2 separate regions of the Homo sapiens genome follow, and region 1 is linked to region 2. A link is an interaction called in ENCODE POLR2A ChIA-PET data of the cell type or tissue named here. Cell type or tissue: HepG2. All regions are shown on one strand. Each heading gives the region's core, and the rest is flanking DNA. Links, peaks and the distances in the headings are about the cores only. Region 1 has its middle 13 kb from the start of HP. Region 2 overlaps PKD1L3 (polycystin 1 like 3, transient receptor potential channel interacting).

Region 1 (9,657 bases), core at 2,686-7,685, 65 kb after region 2:
CCTCGGCCTCCCAAAGTGCTGGGATTACAGGTGTGAGCCACCGTGCCCAGCCTCAACAGCAACTTTTAAAAAGATAAATATTGGCCAGGCATGGTGGCTCACACCTGTAATCCCAGCACTTTGAGAGGCTGAGGTGGGCAGATTACTTGAGGCCAGAATTTTGAGACCAGCCTGGGCAACATGGCGAAACCCCATCTCTACTAAAAATACAAAAATTAGCCGGGCATGGTGGTGTGCACCTATATCTAGTCCCAGCAACTCGGGAGGCTGCGGTAGGAGAATCATTTGAACCTGAGAGGTGGAGGTTGCAGTGAGCCAAGATGGCGCCACTTCACTCCAGCCTGAGCGACAGAGCAAGACTCTGTCTCAAAAAAAATAAAAGGATGCAGGCTGGGCGCAGTGGCTCAAGCCTGTAATCCCAGCACTTTGGGAGGCCAAGGCGGGAGGACTGCTTGAGCTTAGGAGTTCGAGGCCAGCCTGGGCAACATGGCGAAAACCCATCTCTACAAAATATACAAAAATTAGCTGCGCATGGTGGTGCACGCCTGTAATCCCAGCTACTCGGGAGGCTGAGGCAGGAGAATCACTTGAACCCAGGGGGCAGAAGTTTGCAGTGAGCCGAGATTAGGCCATTGCACTCCATCCTGGGCAACAAGAGCAAGACTCTGTCTCAAAAAAAAAAAAAAAAAAAGGATGCATGTTATGTGCCCATCAGATTATGTACTTATTAGCTGTGGGTGATCATGTAAATTTTGTGTGCCTCAGTTTCCCAATGTGTAAAATGGGAATAAGGACAGCACCGATCTCAGAGGGTTACTACACGGATTAAATGTGAAGTGCTTAGAATAGTGCTTAGCATATTCTAAATTTCTAATAAATGTTAGCTATTATTTTTATATTTCTGATTATCACAAATGGGTCCTGAAAATAGATATTAGTATACCCATAGTTACAGATAAAACAAAGGCTTTGAGAGATTAAATAACTTCCCTAAACCATACGGCCAGGATTCAATAGAACTGGAGCCCCCAGGGTATGAACATCTCCTCCCGATGCAAGCTGTTGGCAGGAAGTGTAGGTGAACCTCTCCATAGGGCTGCTTGAGTGTTCTCACAACATGGCATCCAGCTCCTCCAGCGTGAGTGATCTAAGAGGGAGCAAGGTGGAAGCTACAGTGCCTTTATGACCTAGTCTTGGAAGTCACACATCATTACTTATGCCACATTCATTCTAATTTTATTTATGGAGACAGGGTCTTGCTCTGTCACCCAGGCTGGAGTGCAACGGCATGATCACGGCTCACCGCAACCTCCCAGGCTCAAGCAATCCTCCCACCTCAGCCTCCTGAGTAGCTGGGACTACAGGCACGTGCCACTAGGGCTCCCTAAGTTTTGTATTTTTTGTAGAGATTGGATCTTACTATGTTGCCCAGGCTGGTCTCGAACTCCTGGGTTCCAGTGATCCTCCAGTCTTGGCCTTCCAAAGTGCTAGGATTACAAGCATGAGCTACTGTGCCCAGCCTCATTCTACACATTGGAATAGAGTTGCTAGTTTAAGCAAAACTAAAACAAAAGGATGCCCAGTTAAATTTGAATTTGAGATAAACAATGAATACACTTTTAGTATAAGTCTATCGTCTATCCCATGCAGTATTCAGGACATACTTATTCTAAAATTTATTTGTTGTTTATCTGAACTCAAATTTCATTGGGTATCATATATTTTCTCTGGCAACCCTATGTTAGAAGCAAGTCATTTAGTCCAGCCCACCACTCAAGGGAAGGGCTTCCACTTTTGAAGGGAGGAATGTCCAATAATTTGTGGAGATATTTTTCAGCCACCACAAGCAGGGTTTTGGAAAAGTTCACCTGGTTCTGGGGTCTGTGGATAATTGTATGCGAGCCTAACAGGATGAAGCAGTAGTTCAGGGACAAGAAGGTTTTCTTCCAAATGGTCTTGCACATTTTCCAGAAATCACACACATTATCTTATTTGAGCCTCAGACAGCTCTGTGGAGTAGGTGAGGGTGGCAATTACAATCCCCATTTTACAGGCGAGGAAACAGATTAAGCACCTGCTCCAAGGTGATATGGGCAGAAATGGTGGAGGGGACAACAAATTCCCCTAATCTCAAGTCTGGCATTTGTTCTACTCCACCCAGTCATGTCCTGACAGAGTACTGATGTCTCCACTATATAAGATGTCTTAGATTCATTTTCTGTCTTCTGCCATGTTGTTATCTCACATAAGTGATGGGATTTGTGGATCCTCGCAGCAGTGCTGGGTGATGACAGAAGACTATTGGAGAAGCTGCGGCTGGAGGGCAGCTTTCTCTCCCCACATCCACAAGCTCTGAGATCCATCTTGGCTGAGACCATGGGCTTCAACCCACTCCTCAGACCCTTTGTGTTGACTGGTTCCAGAATACTGCCAGGAACCTCACTCATTTTCACCAGGAGGCCATCGGCCTCACATGAGAAAGCTGAGGAACAGTCAGCCCAAATAGATAATTACCCTCCTGTAATTTGTATTATAAGGAATTTTAGGCTGGGCATGGTGGCTCATGCCTGTAATCTCAGCACTTAGGGAGGCCAAGATGGGCTGATCACTTGAGGCCAGGAGTTCTAGACCAGTCTAGGCAACATGGGGAACCCTGTCTCTACTAAAAAAACAAATAACAGCCAAGCATGGTGGTGTATGTCTGTAGTCCCAGCTACTCAGGAGTCTGAGGCAGGAGAATTGCTTGAACCTGGGAGGCAGAGGCTACACTGAGCCAGGATTGTGCCACTGCACTCCAGCCTGGGTGACAGAGCAAGACTCTGTCTCAAAAAAAAGAAAATTTAGATATACAGAAAATCAGAAAGAATAGTATAATAGATATCCATACTCCTTCCACCTACACTCAGTAATTCTTACTATCTTTTCCCTGTTGGCTCTGCCAATCTTTTAACCTATTTTTATTGTGTATTTTGATTCACTCCTAAGTACTTTGTAACCTGCATTATCTAAGTACATGCTCCTATGTAACCATAAGTCTATAATCACACATAAGAGAATTAACCATGATTTGCTAATATCATCTAACACTGAGTTCGTGTTCAAATTTCTCCTGTTGTATCCAAAATATCTTCCATATCCAATCAACGCTCATCCATATGCCTCTTTAGTTTCTTTTATTTCTTTTATTTTATTTTATTTATTTTTATTTTTTGAGACGGAGTCTCGCTCTGTTGCCCAGGCTGGAGTGCAGTGGAGCGATCTCGGCTCACTGCAAGCTCCGCCTCCTGCGTTCACGCCACTCTTCTGCCTCAGCCTCCCGAGTAGCTGGGACTACAGGCGCCTGCCACTACGCCTGGCTAATTTTTTGTATTTTTTAGTAGAGATGGGGTTTCACTGTGTTAGCCAGGATGGTCTTGATCTCCTGACCTCATGATCCACCAGCCTTGGCCTCCCAGAGTGCTGGGATTACAGGCATGAGCCACTGTGCCCGGCCTATTTTTTTTTTTTTTTTTTGAGAGGGAGTCTCACTCTGTTGCCCAGGCTGGAGTGCAATGCGCAATCTCTGCTCACTGCAACCTCCACCTCCTGGGTTCAAGCGATTCTCCTGCCTCAGCTTCCCGAGTAGCTGGGATTACAGGCGGCTGCCACCACACCCAGCTAATTTTTTTTGTATTTTTAGTAGAGACAGGGTTTCACCATGCTGGCCAGCTGGTCTCAAACTCCTGACCTCAGGTGATCCGCCCACCTTGGCCTGCCAAAGTGCTGGGATTACAGGCATTGAGCCACCGCACCCAGCTAGTTTCTTTTAATCTAGAACAGTAACCTCTCATGAGATCAGTCCAGTTATCTTGTAGATGGCTGTTTTAGTCTATTCTCATGCTGCTAATAAAGACATACCTGAGACTGGGTAATTTATAAAGGAAAGAGGTTTAATTGACTCACAGTTCAGCATGGCTGGGGAGTTCTCAGGAAACTTACAATCATGGTGGAAGGGGGAAGCAAACATGTTCTTCTTCACATGGCGGCAGACTGAGAAGTGCAGAGTGAAGGTCGGGGGAAAGCCCCTTATAAAACCATCAGATCTCATGAGAACTCACTATCATGAGAACAGCATGAGGATAACTGCCCCCTGATTCAATTACCTTCCACCAGGTCCCTTCCATGACATGTGGGGATTATGGGAACTACAATTCAAGATAAGATTTTGGTGGGGACACAGCCAAACCATATCAATGGTTCCATGTTCTGGATTCCCAGCATAAAGACATTTCCTGATTTCCAGTATAGTTGGATGTGGTCCAGTGACCAAGTTCTATTCAATGACATATATATGAAAGTATTGTGTGAAGTTTCTGGAAAGTCTGCTGCTGCCTGGAATATGGGTATGATGGCTGGAGCTCTGGCATCCATTTTAGACCTAAGGATCAGGGTCATTCTGCAGGGATGATGGAGGCAAAAGCTGGAAACAGCTTAATGCTGACACTAATACCAGCTCTGTCTGCCTACTTCCCTACCTCTTTTACTTGAGAAAACAGAACCTTGTGTATGTGTGTGTGTGTGTGTAATTAAAAATTAAAAAAAAATTTTTTAGACGAGGTCTCACTTGCTCTGTCACCCAGGCTGGAGTACACTGGCATGATCATGGCTCACTGCAGCCTCAATCTCCTGGGCTCAAGTGATCCTCCCACCTCAGCCTCCAGAGCATCTGGGACTACAGGTGTGTGCCACCACACCTGGCTAATTTTTGTATTTTTTGTAGGCATGGGGTTTCACTCTGTTGCCCAGGCTGGGACCTTGTGTGCTTTAATCCCTGTTAAGTCACTTAGTCAAATTTAATCCTAGCTAATAAAGAAGACAGATTGAGGTCTACTATAGTTTTATATTTGCTTGGAAGAGATGTTATGTGCTTACTACTTGGCTAAAACATGTTTCAGGATTTCTCTTTTTCCTCCAGGTACAGACCTCCGGTCCCAACACACCATAAGAACATTCTGAGATGATAATGTTACCTACCCTCTAGTCTGGGCCACCTATGATGTTGAATGAGTCTTGGCAGCCAGGGAAAATTTCTGTAAGAGCCTTGTGGTTAGACACATAGGAAATAAAGTCACTGTGGCTTGTCACATGCAAGAGGACAGCAGGGGACAGGGCATAGCGCTGTGTGTGCAGGAACAGTGTGGGAATGATCTGGAATTTGTGAAATACCTGGGCAGCAATACAAGGACGAGGCTCCAAAGGGCAGGGCTTCAGGAGAGGAAATGGATAAACACTGCACTTCTTGCATTACTGCCAGCCACAAAGAGGTTTCCTGAGTGCTGAAAACCCCATCTGGAAAGTGTCCCATAGGAAACAAAAGGAGTTACAGTGTGTGAAGGTCACTTGGCTGCTGCACCACCTGCCACCCCATTAATCACTTGAGTTGGTGGGTACAGGAACAAAGCTGTGGGCAGAGGGTCAGAACACTTCCTGTCTGCCCCAGGCACATGGAAGACATTCTCCTGAGTAGTAACCTTGGCACTGCCTTGGCTATTTGAGAAGCTGGCCAGTTACGTATTTCAGTCACTGGGTATTTGAGAAGCTGGCCAGTCTTTTGAGCTTCAACCATTCTCACAGATGTTGAATTTGCAGTTCTTAATGGATCTAGTGACACCTTCCTACCTCAGTAGAGCAAAAAATGTGGATCCCAGGTCTGGGAACCTAAAAGAAATCACTCTGAGTAGGTTAGAATTTCACCTCTATCTGAGACCCTGACAGAATCATTTAAAAATAAAAACACATATATACAAATATCTATACACACATAGGTGTGTGTGTGTGAATAGGGTGGCCCACCTTCATGTTCTTTTACTCCCTTGTTCTTCCAGTCATTCACTGAGATGCTGAGTTTTCCAGCATCTCTCAGTCTCTCAGAAGAACCGCCTGCCAGCATCCAGTGGGTCACATCCTACGACAAGCCCAGCACCTCTTCAGTGGAAGGGGATTTGCTTTGCGGCTTGGCAAGTTTATGCAAGTCCCTGATTTCTTGCACTGACTGCTGAAAAGCAGAGCTCCATTTAAATTCCATTCCTTCTGAAGATCTGTCCTATGACCAGGGTGCATGGTTCAACTCCTCTCTGCATCTGGCTGGCACCCAGGGCACTCTTGCCCAAATGCTTTGTCAGGTAGTTTACTTGATCTGTTTCCTAACGTGCTTCCCAGCCATGGTCCACATGGTTTCAGACTGCTCCAGGGCCCCCAAGGCCAACACAGGGGTCATGCTTGGAGAAAACCTTCAATTCTTTGCAGCCTCAGGCTTCTCCAGCCTTGGGTGCCAGTGCTTTAAGGTCCTCCTTATCCTCTTTGCTGGGCATCACTGCCTCAGTCATGGTTTAAATCTGATACACAAGGTTCTTAATGGGCCTCCATAGCCATGTACAATTGACACCCTTAGCCTGGCTAATGTGGTTAGCTAGCAAGTTTGTTATCCCTTCCAGGTAAGAAATGCCTTAACCCAGTGAAAGATCTGTCTCCAGATGACCCTTAAAAGTGACTCTAATGGTGAGCCCTTGATGCTGATTATGTGAGGGAATCTTTTTTATTTTATTTTTGAGACAGGGTCTTGATCTGTTGCCCAGGCTGGAGTACAGTGGCGCAATCAGAGCTCACTGCAGCCTCTCCCAGGCTCAAGTGATCCTCCCCACTCAGTCCCCTGAGTAGCTGGAACTATAGGTGCATACCACTATGCCTGGCTAACTTCTTATTTTTTTATTTTTGTAGAGATGGATCTCCCTATGTTGCCCAGGCTCACCTTGAACTCTTGGCTTCAAGCAATCCTCCAGCATGTCCTCCCAAGTGCTGGGATTATAGGCATGAGCCACTGTGCCCAGCACATGTGAGGGAGTCTTGAGAATTCTGTGTAGTTTGTCATGTGGGAGAGGTAGCACCCCAGGGTGGTCAAGGGCTTGGCCTGGGTTTGAATCCTGGCTCCTCTCTTTGCTAGCTGTGTTACCTTGAACAAGTTCCTTATCCTCTCTGTGCCCCATTTATAAAAAACGGGATTATTAGATAATAAAAAGACCCAATGCTTATGGGCTGTTGAAGAATTAAATGAGTAAATACACAGAAAGCACATAGCACAGTGCCTGGCACACAGAACCCTCCCAATGTTACCTGTTATTACTAGGAGTTGACTGGCTTTTCTCCTAAAGTACCTGCAGGGCTGGTTCTGCGGACAGCTTTTATGCTTCTGAGGGCTGGATCTTCTCCACTGCAGACAGAAGATGACAATACAGGCATTACTTACTCGTGTTACAGTTTTTATTTCTGCCCCTATTCTGAACTCTTTGAAGGCAGAGGCTATGTTTATCCCCCATTCAATTCAACCAACCGGACTGAGCCTCTGTTGTATGCCAGGCATTGCTGGGCCATGGAGATAAGGGTGAATGAAAAAACACCGACTTGGTCCTACCTTGTTTCCTGGGACCCATCCCACAAACGTGGTAGGTTGAAGAAATTAAGGAAGGTTGATATGAATTCTTTTGAATATAGAGTCAGTTTTTACACTCGTACTAATATCCTCATGCCTTTGACATCTGACCAGTTTCATGCTGGGAAAGGCAGCATTTCTTTGTAAGTTTTGACAGGCTGTGTGGGTTTCCCACCTTGGTTGGCTGTCTTTGCTGACAGGAAGCTGGTCTGAGGATAATATTTGATTTAGCAGCCTGGATCTTGGAAGTTCCTCATTTACAAACTGTCAGGGATGATCCTACTTTTAAGAAGCTCTTAAAAAGCTTAAAATATCAATGTGTATGGTACAAAATATCAATATGTGTGTCTGCCAGTGGCTCAGTTTTGGAGAAGAGAATTGCTGACCGTAAGGCAGTGCAACTGGGAAGCAATGCCTATGTTCCAGGCACCGTGGGACCCTGTAGCCCCTGGTCCTGGTGACTGTGAAAAAAAGGAGAAATTCTAGAAATAGGTGTAATCATGTGAATGTCTTTGTTTAATTTTCTTATCAAGATAAACTGCAATTCTGAACAACATGTGCTGTTCTGAATTCAACAGTCCACTCTCCATTCTGTTTGAAGGTCATGTATACTCTTGTGAAAATCCAGGGTTCTCATTTCATGGCTACTGAGGTATTTATTCCTATACTATTTAAATCAATTAAAAAATATCATTTACAATAACATAAACATCAAATGCTTAAGAATAAATCTAATGAAAGAGGTGCCAGAGGTCTGTATCAATATGAACAAGGCATTAAAATTAAAGACAGCCTAAATAAATGAAGAGAGATGCTACGTGCATTACTCGAAAGACTCAACAGAGTCAAGATGTCAACTCTCCCCAAAGTGATCTGGAGATTCAATGTAATCCCAATAAAAATCCCATCAGGACATTTTGTGAGAATTGGAAAGTTGATTTTAAAATTTACATAAAATGGAAAAGACCTAGAATAGTCAAGACAAACTCTGAAAGAAAATAAAGTTGGAACACTTATAATACCAGATAGCAAGATTTAGTATAAAGTTCCCATTATTGGCCAGGTGTGGAGGCTCATGCCTGTAATGCCAGCACTTTAGGAAGCTGAGGTGGGTGGATCACTTGAGCCCAAGAGTTCAAGTCCAGCCTGGTCAACATGGCAAAACCACATCTCTACAACTACAACAACAACAAGTTGGCTGTGTGTGGTTGCGCATACCTGTAGTCTCAGTTACCTGTGAGGCTGAGGTGGGAGGATTGTTGGAGATCATTGTTGAGGCTGCAGATTGTGTCCCTGCACTCCTGCCTGGGGGACAGTGAGACCCTGTCTCAAAAAAAGTTCCCATTTGTGAACCCCCAAAATTTGAGACAGGTTTCGGTTAATTTAGAAAGCTTATTTTGCCAAGGTTGAGGACGCACACCCAACACAACCTCAGGAGGTCCTGATATATGTCCAAGGCGGTCAGAGCACAGTTTGGTTTTATACATTTTAGGGAGACCTGAGACATCAATCAACATACGTAAGATGAACACTGGTTCCGTCCGCAGAGGCGGGACAAGTCTCAAAGCCAGGAGGGGGCTTCCAGGTCATAGGTAGATAAGAGACAAATGGTTACATTCTTTTGAGGTTCTGATGAGCCTCTCCAAAAGAGGCAAAAGGATATGCATTTATCTCAGTGAGCAGAGGGGTGGCATTGAATAGAATGGGAGGCAGGTTTGCCCTAAGCAGTTCTCTGCTTCACTTTTCCCTTTAGCTTAGTGATTCTGGGGGTTTAAGATAGTTTCCTTTCACACATTATTATTATTATTATTATTATTATTATTTATTTTTTTATTTTTATTTTTTGAGACAGAATCTCGTTCTGTCGCCCAGGCTGGAGTGCAGTGGCGCGATCTCAGCTCACTGCAACTTCCGCCTTCCGGGTTCAAGCGATTCCCCTGCCTCAGCCTCCGAGTAGCTGGGACTACAGGCGCCCGCCACCATGCCCAGCTAATTTTTTGTACTTTAGTAGGGATGGGGTTTCACCATGTTGGCCAGAATGATCTCGATCTCCTGACCTCGTGATCCACCCGCCTCGGCCTCCCAAAATGCTGGGATTACAGGCGTGAGCCACCGCACCCAACCTCCTTTCACACATTATTAAGACAGTATGACAATGGCTCCAGATTAGACAAATAGACTAATGGAAAAGA
Region 2 (5,000 bases), core at 1-5,000:
CCAGTATGGAAGGTGGTCATGACGGGAGACTGTAGCATGCTTTCTCCATTCAGATTTTTCCCAACGTAAAAATAAATACAGAAGTGTAGCTCTTATTAAGACTTTTCAGTACTATATTTAAAGTTGATACCCACAGAGCATGGTTTTGATCAAGTATATCTGGGCACTATTTATATATATCAGGAATTTTTATTTTTTAGAGACAGTGTCTTGCTCTGTCACCCAGGCTGGAGTGCAGTGGTATCATCGAAACTCATTGTGGCTTTGAACTCCTTGGCTCAAGCAATCCTCTTGCCTCAGCCTCCCAAGTAGTTAGGACTACAGGTGCACGCCACCACGCTCGGCTAATTTTTTTTTTTTTTTTGTGGAGACAGAGTCTCGCTCTGTTGCCCAGGCTAGTCTCAAATTCCTGGGCTTAAGTGATCCTCCTGCCTTGGCCTCTCAAAGTGCTGGCGTTACAGGGGTGAGCCACTACACCAGGCCAGACATTTTTAACTGTAATGTTATGTCTCAGAAATTCTTAACTTTTCTAAACTACAATACATTCATTCTGATTTTATACCAAGGCATACTGAGATATCATCAGGCCTTTCTTCCTCAAATCTAAGATTAGAAATAAAGTTGAAATACATAGGACATATTTCATATATAGTCATCTACAATATATAAATGTGAAGTATATTTAACTCATGGTGCTGTGAGCCTTACTTCTGCTGTGGGTCTCAACATGTTATTATGAAAATCTTCAACCATACAAAGAATTTTACAGGGAATAACCATATAACCATTAACTAGATTCTACAATTAACATCCTACTAAGTCTGCTTCCTTACATACATATCCTTATCCATCCTATAATCCATCTTTAAAAAAAAATGATTTTATGGTCACGTGTCTACACATGTGGTAAAATCACACAGGACTCAATACACACACATACAGAAATGTGCTTGTAAACCTGGTGAAATCGGAATAAAATCAGTGATTGTATTAATGTTATTTTCTGGTTGTGATATACTCTAGTTATGCAAGATACTACCATTCAGAGAAACTGGATGAGAGGTATACAAGCTGTTTCTGTTCTTTTTTTTTTTTTTGAGGCAGGGTCTGTCACCCAGGCTGGACAGCAGTGGCACAATCTCAGCTCACTGCAACCTCTGCCTCCTGGGTTCAAGTGATTCTCATGCCTCAGTCTCCCGAGTAGCTGGGATTACATGTGTGCACCACCATGACCAGCTAATTTTTATACTTTTAGGAGAGATGGGGTTTCACCGTGTGGGCCAGCGTAGTCTTAAACTCCTGACCTAAGTTGATCCACCTGCCTCTGCCTCCCAAAGTGCTAGGATTACAGTGGGATTTCAGGCATGAGCCACTGAGTGCCCAGCCTGTCTTTTTTTTTTTTTTTTAAGACAGTCTTGCTCTGTAGCCTGGAGCGCAATGGTGCGATCTTGGCTCACGGCAACCTCTGCCTCCCAGGCTTAAGCAATTCTTCTGCCTCAGCCTCCCAAGTAGCTGGGATTACAGGTGCCCGCCACCACACCCATCTAATTTTTTGTATTTTTAGCAGAGATGGGGTTTCATCATGTTGACCAGGCTGGTCTCCAACTCCTGACCTCAGGTGATCCACCCGCCTCAGCCTCCCAAAGTGCTGGGGTTACAGGTATGAGCCACTCTGCCTGGCCTGTCTCTGTTATTTCTTATAACTGCATGTGAATCTACAATTATCTCAAAATGAAAATTTTTTTAAAAAAGAAAAAAAAGTGGCCACATGAAGTAGCTCATGTCTGTAATCCCAGCACTTCAGGAGGCTGAGACAGGAAGATTGCTTGAAGCTGGGAGTTCAAGACCAGCCTGGGCAACATGGCAAGACCCTGTCTCCACTTTTTGAGACGGAGTCTGTCTCTGTCTCCCAGGCTGGAGTGCAGTGGCACGGTGTCAGCTCACTGCAAGCTCCGTCTCCCAGGTTCAGGACATTTTCCTGCCTCAGCCTCCCAAATAGCTGGGACTACAGGCACCTGCCACCACACCTGGCTAATTTTTTTGCATTTTTAGTAGAGACAGGGTTTCACTGTGTTAGCCAGGATGGTCTCGATCTCCTGACCTTGTGATCTGCCCGCCTCGGCCTCCCAAAGTGCTGGGATTATAGGCGCAAGCCACCGCGCCCGGCCCACAAAATTTTTTTTAAGAAATTAGCCAGATGTGGTGGTGCGCACTTGTAGTCCCAGCTACTTAAGAGGCTAAGGCAGGAGGATCCCCTGAGCCTGACAGTTTGAGGCTGCAGTCAACAATGATGGTGCCACTGCACTACATCCTAGGCAAAAAGAAATCAAAGTAAGTTTCTGACAGCTGATTGGGTTTTACCTTTTTGCCACACCTTATCCTTTGGAAGGGTGATGTTCAGGTGGAAGTGAGTGCAGTTAGGCTGATACTGGAACCCCAGGTAGAGTGTCATTAAAAGGGGACTGTCAGGATCTATGCTCACTATCAAGGATTTCTCCAAGGAAGTGACGTTCACTGTGATTGTAAGCTGATGTGTGCTCATGTTGAGGCTGGTGGGATGGGTTTCCAAGCTAACATTTCTCCAGAGCATGATCTAGAATAAGAGACAGTTAATCATTATAATGGTCCATCCATTGATGTCTTTCAAAATCCTTTATATTGATAAGGTAAGGAAACGTCCTAGCTCTTTTTTTTTTTTTTTTTTTTGAGATGGGGTCTTGCTATGTTGGCCACGTTGGTCTTGAACTCCTGGTCTCAAGCAATCCTCCCGCTTCAGTCTCTCAAAATGCTAGGATTATATGCATGAGCCACTGTGCCCAGCCAGGTCTTCCTCATTGGATGTTAGTAGCTAATACTGCTGGGGTTAAGGATAAGTACATAGTCCCAGACCTATAACACTTCTTATTCTTCTTATTTTTGAGACCAAGCATTACTCTGTCACCCAGGCTGGTGTGCAGCAGTGCGATCTCAGCTCACTGCAAACTCCACCTCCTGGATTCAAGCTATTCTCCTGCCTCAGCCTCCAGAGTAGCTGGGATAACAGCCACCCACTGCCATGCCAGTTAATTTTTGTATTTTTAGTAGAGATGGGGTTTCACTATGTTGGCCAGGCTGGTCTCGAACTCCTGACCTCAAGTGATCTGCCTGCCTCAGCCTCCCAAAGTGCTGGGATTACAGGCATGAGCCACTGCGCCCAGCCCTTTAAAACACTTTTTCTAAGGATAAGGTGTATCTCTTTGTAAAAGTTCCTAAGATGTTAATAACAAAACAATGGCACTGCCATCAATCTAACATAATTCCCTTTAAGTTGTTGCATCCTTCCATCCTGTTGCAGAATATCCCATTCTCTTCTATTTTATTCCCTAAGAATCAGTTCCTACCTCAATGTCCTCCATTAAATCATGGACTTGGAGCAATTTACGATTAGCGCTTAGTAACACACTTCCAATGCTTCCAACAATGTTTCTGTTGTCCAAATCCTTGAAGGGATTGAAAGCTAGTCCTGTTATCTAAAGACAAAGAGAAGCCCAGTTTTATCCATTGCTGAAATATTTTTAAGTGACCCCACTAGAAAGATATATCATATATACATATGTATATATGTGTGTGTGTGTGTGTGTGTATATATATATATATATATATATATACATACATACATACATACATACTTTTTTTTTTTTTTTGAGAAAGAGTCACACTCTGTCAATCAGGATGGAGTGCAGTGGCACAACCTCAGCTCACTGCAATCTCCACCTCCCAGGTTCAAGCGATTCTCCTGCCTCAGCCTCCCAAGTAGCTGGGACTACAGGTGCACACCACCATGCCTGGCTAATTTTTGTATTTTTAGTAGAGACAGGGTTTCGCTATGTTGGCCACGCTGGTCTCGAACTCCTGGCTTCAAGTAATCCACCTGCCTCAGCCTCCCAAAGTGTTGAGATTACAGGCTTGAGCTATCATGCCCAGCCGGATATCATATATTAAATATTGGGATGTGCCCCCTACTAATACCGCAAATGAAATAACATTCCCCATTTATAACCTCTATGAGAAACAGTAAATTAAAGATGAATTATCGTTGGGATCCCCAGAATTATTATTTTTAATCTTTATATCTAGAGGATTCTATTTTACTAGGAAGTAACTGTTCTGCTCTTCAGGATAAGGCAACAATGCTACTTGTATTTGTCAGGTAACTGCTGAAAGGAATACAATATATTGATATGACTGGGTTGGTATACTGAGTCAATAATTATTTAGATAGTCTCAGCTTTTTGTAAATAGTGCAGAGGCTGGGCATGGTGGCTCACACCTGTAATCCCAGCACTACGGGAGGCTCAGGTGGGTGAATCACTTGAGGTCCGTAGTTTGAGACCAGTCTGGCCAAAATGGCGAAACCCCGCCTCTACTAAAAATACAAAAATTAGCCAGGCATGGTGGCCCATGCCTGTAATCCCAGCTACTTGGGAGGCTGAGGCAGGGGAATCGCTTGAACCTGGGAGGCAGAGGTTGCAGTGAGCCGAGATCACGCCACTGCACTCCAGCCTGGGTGACAGATTGAGACTCCATCTCAACAAAACAAAACAAAACAAAACAAGACAAAACAAAACAAAACAAAACAAGAAAACAAAAAACACAACAACAAAAAACAAACTGCAGAGTTGAAATCAATTCAAATTACAACACAAATTTAGTTAAATCCAGAAATCTGTTTAATGTTCCCAACTTCTACAGTGGATCATTTTTAAGAGGCCTCTATCCCTGCCAGTGTAAAATAAAAATGAATGCTACATAAACTCTCTCATCTGATCTGGTCTGTTCAGTTTACATTTCATGATACATTACTTTCACCCAAATGCCTACATGGCCATCAGATCCCATTTTCATTCTGATCACAATCAATTTCACACTCACTTGGACATTAACTCCTGGATGTTTATTCAAGAGCTCCTTCAAAGCTAAAGCCGACGGAAAGCCTAGCCTCACAGGGGCTGGGTGACCCA

What was found. Peaks named below come from ENCODE experiments on the same cell type or tissue, not always from the same donor. Only the 100,000 strongest peaks of a DNase experiment are listed, where the experiment ranks them.
Region 1: POLR2A ChIA-PET joins it to region 2 with 5 read pairs; 2 of 35 experiments call an interaction of 5 or more read pairs at or near these places.

Annotation. Positions count from the first base shown.
Region 1 is chr16:72,037,112-72,046,768 of GRCh38, forward strand. No RefSeq gene overlaps it. Among named protein-coding and RNA genes, the nearest start is that of HP, 13 kb to the right of the region's middle. In HepG2, for the core only: no CTCF peak of the experiment used is centred there; DNase peaks (open chromatin) are centred at 5,230 and 6,120.
Region 2 is chr16:71,974,875-71,979,874 of GRCh38, forward strand. PKD1L3 (polycystin 1 like 3, transient receptor potential channel interacting) reads right to left here. Exons shown (of 30, transcript NM_181536.2): 9 at 4,912-5,000; 10 at 3,381-3,509; 11 at 2,362-2,593. Among named protein-coding and RNA genes, the nearest start is that of PKD1L3, 23 kb to the right of the region's middle. In HepG2, for the core only: no CTCF peak of the experiment used is centred there; no DNase peak of the experiment used is centred there; H3K4me3 peaks cover 1 bases.